Regions from separate parts of the Homo sapiens genome. Here region 2 is linked to region 1. A link is a loop called in an ENCODE intact Hi-C map of the cell type or tissue named here. Cell type or tissue: gastrocnemius medialis. All regions are shown on one strand.

Region 1 (5,000 bases):
CACATAGAATTCAGCCAAGCGCATGCCAGAGGCTCGGATATTTATGAGAAAAAGACAGAAATTAGCTCAATAACTATTCCCGATGAACTGATATAAATCTGGAGGTATACCTCTAGTACCCTCTTTAAGACCTGTCCTTGGCATTGTGCTTTTCAACATGACTACAGGCATGCGCCACCACGCCCAGCTAATTTTTGTATTTTTAGTAGAGAGGGGGTTTCACCATGTTGGCCAGGATGGTCTCCATCTCTTGACCTCATGATCCACCCACCTTGGCCTCCCAAAATGCTGGGATTACAGGCGTGAGCCACTGTGGCTGGCCAACATGTTTATTGTGAGGGCATTGAGGGCATGCTAAGAAAGTTTGTAGGTGAGATAGGAACTTCACTGGGAAAGAGGACATTGAACAGCAGAATCAGAATCTAACAGACAGGCTGAAACAATGGACTCAAGTCCAACAAGATGGCATTTAGGAGAAACACATGAAAAGCTGTTCACTCGGGTCCCAAATGCCAACTGCATGTGTAGTGAGCGACTGGGAGGACACAGGGCTCTCAAGCATCACATGGGACAAAGACTTGAGAATTTCACTGGCTGGGTTTAGGCATGAATTAGGACTGCACAGTGTCTGAGGACAAAGCTAATGTACTCTTCAGTCTACACTGACAAGTGAGAGTTGTAATAGCCTTGCCATATTTTGGACCACAACTGTGTGACTATGGGGACCACTGTTAAAGAAGAATCCTGGAGATCTTATGGAAGAGAATGCTAGGAAAGTAAAAGAGTTTGAGATGGACTGAGTGGACTGAGGGAATTGGAGATGCCCTCCCTGAGAGAGAAAAAGCTCTTGGGCAGGACAGGTCATTGATGTGTGAAAGACTGTTATATGAAAGAAGGTTTAGACTTGACCCATGACAATAAATGAATTTTCTTGGACCAAAGTTTCAGGGAAGCCCCGGATAGAAAACTTTCTGATAGTATAAGTTATCTGAAAATGAAAGGGCTGCCTCTTAAGAAAATGATTTTCTTGACACTACAAGTTTTCAAATAGACAAACCAGGCTGTTTTATTGTCTGTGTTGTAGAAGTGATTGTAGTAATAAAATTTATGAAGGATGCACTGTAGGCCAACCTTTGGATACTTTTTTTTGTGTGATCTTATTTAATTCACACATTAGCCTTCCAGAGGATATTATTATCTCCAATATTGAGACTAAGGTCCCATGACTGGTAAATGAGGCAGAGTTTAAAATTCAGGTTTTAGTTGACAGTAGAGACTCTTAACACTGCTCTCATAGCCTTAAGCACAATATTCCATTTTGCTTTTGAGGACATTTAATGTCCCTTCAGAACTGGAAATCTGATCATTTTAATAGGTTACCACCTTTTTTTTGTACATTATATCAATGCTTTGCTCTTGTTAGTACAACATTGGGAAACCTAGATTTGTTTATCCTGTGAACAGTTTGATCTTTACTGGTAGAGTTTTTTCTTAGAAAAAAACAGTGATATGTTTCTTAGTACAATTGATGGCATTAAATGTTTTGATTGTGGTCTTATGGCTTTACTCCACTACTTGCTAGAGGAAAATAATTTTCTGCTTCATTAATGATGGTTTGAACTGATCTGACAGAAAGTGAATCCTGTGCCATTCAAATAATGCTTGGAAAATCCATTGGATTTTTGTTTATTTCTTTGTTTTCCGATTAAGGGGGACTTTTAAAAACAAAAATTTAGGGAAATGCTTCTGGTTTTCGGAAACATTTATTCACATTTCTTGGGGTTGGAGAGAACTGACATGTTTTAAATTTGTTAGAGTCATAGTGAACAAAGGGGAAGAGTTGCAGGTCTCAAGTCTAGAGCTGTAGGCCCTGGAAAGGAAAAATTGCAAAAGTGTCCAGAGAACAGTGTGTTCATGGCTTTATTTGCTGTTAGTCCGAGGCCTGAGGTCACCCTGGCAGATGGGTCACTTGCACTGCAAGCACTCATGCTGGCCTCAGGGACAGGGATGAGGTCACTGGCACATTTCAAGAACAGCTTCCTTTCTTTATGCATACACCACTTTCCTGGTCCTTGTTAAGGGTCTCCTTCCTCTTGCGGTTCCCATCTCTGCAGCTGACCCCAGTTCTGACTGTGTCTGGGGAAATGGGTTGGTGAGGGCCTCCTTCTGGGACTATCTGTCCACCTGATCAGTGATATAGACACTGTGCCGCGGAGAGGAGCCACATCTCCCAGCCAGCCTGCCAGCAGAGTAATTGGCTCAGGGTTACAAGTTGTGACAAGTGGTTTTTGGATCCTAATCTGAAATATGTCGGTTTAACATGACCTGGCATTGTTACCTGATGTTTTTAAATGCCCGTACTTTTTCCAGAAAGTGGGAACTGATACACAGCAGTGGCATGTCCTACTAATTTTCATAAGATCTAAATTGATCAGGATGCTTTATTACTTTTTTTATTCCACAGTATATTTTTCCTCTTTGACTCTAAAGTGCATGTGCACGCGTGTACACACACACACACAGACACAAACATGTGTGCACACACACACACCCCCCCTCACTCATTTGGGAGATCTAACACTGCACATATAAATATTGAAACTTCCAGGCTGGGCGCGGTGGCTCACACCTGTAATCCAAGCACTTTGGGAGGCTGAGGCAGTTGGATCAGGAGGTCAGGAGTTCGAGACCAGCCTGGCCAACATGGTGAAACCCCGTCTCCACTAAAAATACAAAAATTAGCCAGGCGTGGTGGCACGTGCCTATAATCCCAGCTACTCAGGAAGCTGAGGCAGGAGAATTGCTTGAACTCGGAAGGCGGAGGTTGCAGTGAGCCAAGATCGTGCCGTTGCACTCCAGCTCTGGGCGACAGAGCAAGACTCCGTCTTGAGGAAAAAAAAAAAAAAAGAAATTTCCACATGCATTTCCATCAGAGAACTAATTCCATCTCCCCTTACCTAGCCCCTTGCTCTCCTGCCTAGCCTGTGGGAATCTTTGAAGATTCTTTGTATTCTAAGAACTGTCCCAAGAACAAAGTAGATGCTCAAGCAATGTTTGCTGAACTAGACTACATTTGATTCCATGTAACCAAATGACTTTATCTACATTTTTTTCTATTCCTTTTATTCATTAGCACCCACTAAATATACTCCACTATTCTAGGAATAGGGAAAAAAATTCATGAACAAATTAGAAAACAATCCTACCCTGATGGTGCCTTACAGTCTTAATTACGTGAATAGAAGCTATTGTTGTTATTCTTACTTTTCAGGTAAGGAGAATTGAGGCTTTTGTCACATAGGAAGAAAAAATTATGAGCAAGTCTTGCCCTTAAAATCATTCTGATGGTCAAATGCAAATTTGCTATTTTGGTGGACTCTTGAGAATGTGGGAAATAGACCCATGTCCACTTTATGCAAAGAGAAAAAGCTGGCATGAGTGGGAGTGTTTGAACATCAAGAATGCTTTTGCATTTCTTGGGTTGTGAACAACTGATGGAGTCAACTTATAAATAAGCAGGATCATGACTCATTACCAGGATCTGTACAGAATAAATAATGGCTTCAGAGTTCGAGTAGACTCTAAACTACACAGTTTTAAGGCTTCCCCTTTCTTGGGTTTGAAGAGGATATTTCAAATTATTAGAAAGAAATTCCATCTATGCTACAGAAAAATTGCAGGAAAAAAAAATCCCCAGAAACTAGTTGCATGTCTTTACATTTTTCTTTCTTTTCCTTTTTTAAGTTTTTGTGTTTATGACTAAGTTCATTTTTTATATTGTCTGGAAAGATGCTAATATTCAAATGGCCTCATGACATAAGGACCACTAACAAGGGGTTGAAATAAACATCCTGGAAAGAAAGAATGACTACCTTTAAATATTATGAGCAGTGTACATTTGGCAGAGCAGATCCTTATATTGACTTTAGTAACCTGAAAACTATTCAAAATGTTTTATTTCAGGGATATGCATTCCTGATTGTGATTTCATGGTGTGAATAAAATAAAGTCACTTAAATTGATAGAAACAGTCTGAGCTCTGGCATCAGATAAACATGAGTTCAAGTTCTGGTGCTGCTACTTTCTATCTGTGTAACCTTGGGACTGCTGTGTATCCTCTCTGAGCCTCAATTTCTTCATCTGTAAAATGTGGAAAATTATATATTAATACGTTATTTTAAAGATTAAAGGTGATAATATATATATGAAAAACCAAACACAGAATGTGTCATACTGTAATAGTCCATTTTCATACTGCTGTAAAGAACTGCCCAAGACTGGGTAATTTATAGAGGAAAGAGGCTTAGTTGACTTACAGTTCCGCATGGCTGGGGAGGCTTCAGGAAACTTATAATTATGGCAAAAGGTGACCGGGAAGCAAGGCACCTTCTTCCCAAGGTAGCAGGGAGGAGAATGAACACAGGAGGAACTACCAAACACTTATGACACCATCAGATCTTGTGAGAACTCACTCACTATCTTGAGAATAGCATGGGGGAGACCGCCCCTATGACTTGATTACCTCCACCTTGTCTCTCCCTTGACATGTGGGGATTATGAGGATTACAGGGATTACAATTCAAGATGAGATTTGGGTGGGGACACAAAGCCTAAACCATATCACATACAATATATACACAGTAAAAACTGATACCCATTAATCATTTCCTGTTGCTTAAACCTAAGGTAAAATTTATAGATTTTACATTCTGTATAAATTGGAATTAAAAAGAAAATGAAGTGTCACAATTAAATTAATCACAAAACATATAAAAGGAAATACAGGAATATTTTTGCTGTATTCTTAGTAGCCATAGTGTATCTCTGTTCTCTGAAGACTTTTAGTTGCAAGAAACATTGACCTACCTAAATGAATTCAAGCATAAGTAACTAAATTGTAAATATCTAGATAATTGCATTTCGGTTTCCTGTGGACTGGAATGTAGAATGCCAAGGCTATTTTTATTTTGAGGTTTTTGTTTTTCAGGGGTAACATTTTC
Region 2 (5,000 bases), 1.5 Mb after region 1:
TATGGGGTTTTACTATGTTGGCCAGGCTGGTCTCAAACTCCTGGCCTCAAGTGATCCACCCGCCTTGGCCTCCCAAAGTGCTGGGATTACAGGCATGAGCCACTGTGCGCGGCCTGTATGTCTTTTGTTTTCTGTTAATCTGTCTTTTGTCAGTCTAATTTGCAGGTCCCAGACACAAAACTTAGGGGGATAGAGGAAAGCTTTTTTCCCTCCCTTCCAAGGTATATGTCTATTCTATCCATTAAAGGAAACAGAAAGAAAAAGCTATTCAGAAGTTATAAGAAGAGCAAACTGAAATGTGATATGACTTGAATAAATAGAAGGGTAAAAGTAAAAGGAATCCATTTTTTCACCTTTTTGGGTGGATATTTTTGGCAACATTAAATTACCTTTCCATCTTTATGGATCTTACATACTATTTGATTCTGCAATTAATATTTATGTTATCTTTTGTTTGAGACAGGGTCTTACTTTGTCACCCAGGCTAGAGTGCAGTGGCACCATCACAGCTCACTGCAGCCTCGACCCCCTGGGCTCCAGCAATCCTCCCACCTCAGCCTCCCAAGGAGTTGGGACTACAGGTGCATCCCACCACACCTGGCTAATTTTGTTTATTTTTTGTAGAGATGAGGTCTCACCATGTTGCCCAGAATGGTCTTGAACTGGCCTCAAGCAATCTTCCCACCTCAGCCTCCCAAAGTGCTGGGAGTAAAAGCATGAGCTACCACGCCCAGGCTGTATATTATCTTAATATTAGGAATGTCTCTTATTGGTTTTTAGCCTTTTTTATTTAAAGTCAAGCTATACACAAAGTACAGAAAGCCAACTTAAAATTACAGAACAGAGTGCAGAAGTTACTAGCCTAGATAATGAAATTAATCAGCGGGCCAGTTGAGAGGGGAAAGGATGGAGGCCTGGGATGGTGGTCACCATCTACTTTCCTCATCTTACAGAACAGGGAGAAGGTAGATAATGTCAAAACTCGATAAATCAACAGATTAAAATTTATACATATTAAAGTTATCCATGCAACCATTAAATATCTTAATATATGTTTATAAATATATATTTTATATTTATATATATTTTTATATATAAATATATATTTTATATTTATATATATTTTTATATATAAATATATATTTTATATTTATATATATTTTTATATATAAATATATATTTTATATTTATATATATTTTTATATATAAATATATATTTTATATTTATATATATTTTTATATATAAATATATATTTTATATTTATATATATTTTTATATATAAATATATATTTTATATTTATATATATTTTTATATATAAATATATATTTTATATTTATATATATTTTTATATATAAATATATATTTTATATTTATATATATTTTTATATATAAATATATATTTTATATTTATATATATTTTTATATCTAAATATATATTTTATATTTATATATATTTTTATATCTAAATATATATTTTATATTTATATATATTTTTATATATATATATATTTTATATTTATATATATTTATATATATATATATTTTATATTTATATATATTTTTATATATAAATATATATTTTATATTTATATATATTTTTATATATAAATATATATTTTATATTTATATATATTTTTATATATAAATATATATTTTATATATATTTTTTTATATATAAATATATATTTTATATATATTTTTTTATATATAAATATATATTTTATATTTATATATATTTTATATATAAAAATATATATATTTTTATATAATATAAAATATTTTTTATTATAATAATAATAAACACCTTCCCCAGAGACAACCTGGAAAGCCTGCTCCAGGTGAGGTCAAAGGAGGACAATGTCCTCTCGTGCCCGAAGTGCTGCCGGCTGTTCAGCAGGAAGACCTGGAGAGGCAGACCCCCTGGGAACCAACTTCCCACTGCGCTACTCTTTCCCTTCTGCCTGGCACAGGGAGTGCCGGGGGCTGGTCTAGGATGATTCACCTGCCTTCAGGCCATCCATGTTAGATATTCCCATAAGCCACTGAGCTCAGACTTTTGAAAGACAATTTCAGCCAGGCGCGGTGGCTCACACCTATGATCCCAGCACTTTGGGAGGCCGAGGCGGGCAGATCACCTGAGGTCAGGAGTTCGAGACCAGCCTGGCCAAAGTGGTGAAACCTTGTCTCTACTAAAAATACAAAAATTAGCCAGGCGCGGTGGTGCATGCCTGTAATCCCACCTACGTGAGAGGCTGAGGCAGGAGAATTGCTTGAACCTGGGAGGTGGTGGTTGCAGTGAGTTGAGATGGCACCATTGCACTCCAGCCTGGGTGACAAGAGCAAAACTCCGTCTTGAAAAAAACAAAGGAAGGAAGGAAAGAAAAGAAAAGAAAGTTTCAAAGCCCTTGGTCCTTGCTTCAGATCTGCTTATCTTCTGGGAATTTCCAGCGTCCTTTGCTTGGGGGTGCCTGCAGCTGACTATGACTCCATTAATATAGGGTGGATTCACCCCTGAGATGTCCCAGGGCCAAGCCTCTCACTTCAGGCTTTGTTCATGAGGGTTTCAGTTTGTAGTGTGGGGAAGATATTTTGTTCCTGGGTATCTACAGCAAGCCTTCTGAAATGTGTGTAACAGTCCAGAACAGTCACTGTCAGTCTCTGCTGCCAAGCTTGTCGGTGCCTCGTGTCAGCGCTGACTCACCCAAAGGCCGGTGCAAATCATCATCATCACGACTCTGAGGCTTCTGCCAAACAAATCATAGGCTGCTTGCTCTTCGGGGAAGAATCGTAATTCTGATTGCAGCTGGCCATTCATCAGGTGCTGGGAATCTGCCTAATCTTGTCTGTTGGCCTAGGATATGCCAGCTCCACGCATCTGATGATGACTTTCCCATCCCACACCTCGTCGCAGCCCTCCTCCACATTCCTCAGTCCAGTCTTACCCTTGGAGCGATCAGAACATTCCAACCTCATCTCATAATGGCAGTTCATTCCAGTGTGACTCAACAATTTCCAACAAAGCCTTGAAAAATACTCCCGGAATATTAGGGATTCATGGAGTCACTGAATCATAACAAGGTTAATTGCCAGGGTTGTTGAAATCACCCTGTGTAGCTCTCTCCCCACTGCCAGATGGACAACTGAGGCATGGAGAAGCTTATTGGCTTGCCAAGGATCTTACAGCAAACAACTCCTAAACAGAACTAGAATGCAGAATATACAGAACCTATAGAAATATACAAGCATCAAAGAAGTAGAGGTATTCTGAGGATAATGACAACTAATTGCAAATTCTGATTAAGTATTTTGGAGCTCCTGCCTACATATAATAAGCAGCTGGCCTCTATGTGTTCTTAATTACAGCTGTTGGAATTGGAGTTATATGTGAAACAAGTACTCTATTTTAATATTTCAAGCTCAGACATAGTGAATGGCGGGAGAGGGTGGAAACCCCTTCCCTGGGGGACTGAAGGTAGAGTGGGGCCATCTGGGGTGGTTGGGCTGCTGTGTGGGGAGCAGCCTCTGACTCTGTGCAATTTATGTGACAGCCCCAGAGCTTCGGGCTCTGTGACTACACGTGCCAATTGCCTGCAGGAGCAGGTCCCTGCACAGAGCATAAAATGCTCTCCTGAAGCATCTTTTTAAAGTGCCCACATACCAGGTCCCAAGGACTGCCGCTGGGAAGTAAGCAGCAGGCGCTCATGAATTTCTAATAGAGGAAAAATGATTTTCATGCAACATCCTTGAGAAATCAAAGCATGTGAGAATCATCAAGATAGGTAAAAATTTGAATATCAGCATATTTATCTCTTCAGGGGATTTTTGAACAATTTCTCTGATGTTTCAAGTTCAGCAAAATACATACTTCTGAGGTCCTCTTTGCATTGATTTTAGGTATCTTAGGGGAAATGTATTCTCCCACTAATAATCTACCAGAAAGCAGCTCTGAGCGTTTCTTTCTAGTAACTCCTGGGGTCCTGAGACTTGGGACTTGGACTCAGCGGTCTGCATTCAGGTCGAGTTCAGTCATTGGGATGGAAGTGATACAGTCCCCCTTGGGAGCGATACCAAAGTGCTTACCGAGCACTTGCTTCAAGCTGAGATGACTGAACTCTCCTCCCCTCTCCTGCCCCTTCCTCTGATATCCTAAATAAAGGGAGAGAGTTCACAGCTCCTGGACAGTATTCGCAGAACATGTACTGCACCCTTTCCTCAGGATGTATTTAGTGAATCCTAATCTTGAGAAAGACTGACTCCCTGAACTTTAAGGTTAGAAATAATTAGACAAGAAAATCCCTTCTCTGGATTTCTTGTAACTGTCAAAAATGATGAGTAGTGGAAAAATGGCTTCAGGTCATACTTCTCGCTCTCCCTGAACCTTTGCACTGTATTGTGTATAAAAAGAATATAATGTCCCTGTGTCATGATAGGGTGAATGTTGCTATTTCTGCCTTTTGACTGTTCATTATCATTTGCTATCATAAGCCAAGGGCCTGATAGATAGCTGCAGAAACCTAAATAAATGCAATAATTACTCAGGACTGTTCAACCCACTCATCCTCTCATTCACCTCTCCTGTACTACAGAAAATACCTCCTTTTGTCTTGGCAAACACAATTTGGAAAAATGGTTTAAGCCCTGGCAGCAATAGATAGCTAATTATATTCTATTTTGATTGCCTTAGAGGTTAGCCAGCCAGAAAGCAACATTTCATTTCCATGTTCTGAAGAATTTTAAGGCATCCCAGTTCCATTTTTTCTTTTTCTTTTCTTTATTATTTATGTAGTTCTAAATATACATAAGCATTATCTCTCTGCTTCACATGCAGTGCTCTGAAAATGCATTCCAACACTCTTCCATTCTCCATAGAGTGCAAACTCCTTGAAGGTAGAGATTATTTTTCATATTAGATGTATGCCAGGACTTATTTTATCCCTATAGATTCAAGATCAATGCCATGATCTTGCAATGACAGCATAGAGACTCCACAAAAATCTG

The links. A loop is a pair of places that touch in the nucleus more often than their neighbours do. Peaks named below come from ENCODE experiments on the same cell type or tissue, not always from the same donor. Only the 100,000 strongest peaks of a DNase experiment are listed, where the experiment ranks them.
Region 2: it touches region 1 in a loop (5-fold over the local background); 1 of 110 quality-filtered maps calls a loop at or near these places.

Annotation. Positions count from the first base shown.
Region 1 is chr6:133,433,332-133,438,331 of GRCh38, forward strand. The region is part of intron 3 of EYA4 (EYA transcriptional coactivator and phosphatase 4); the gene reads left to right. Among named protein-coding and RNA genes, the nearest start is that of EYA4-AS2, 21 kb to the right of the region's middle. In gastrocnemius medialis, no CTCF peak of the experiment used is centred here; a DNase peak (open chromatin) is centred at 1,970; H3K4me3 peaks cover 385 bases; H3K27ac peaks cover 4,747 bases.
Region 2 is chr6:134,906,371-134,911,370 of GRCh38, forward strand. No RefSeq gene overlaps it. Among named protein-coding and RNA genes, the nearest start is that of ALDH8A1, 41 kb to the right of the region's middle. In gastrocnemius medialis, no CTCF peak of the experiment used is centred here; DNase peaks (open chromatin) are centred at 1,919 and 2,701; H3K4me3 peaks cover 1,011 bases; H3K27ac peaks cover 1,670 bases.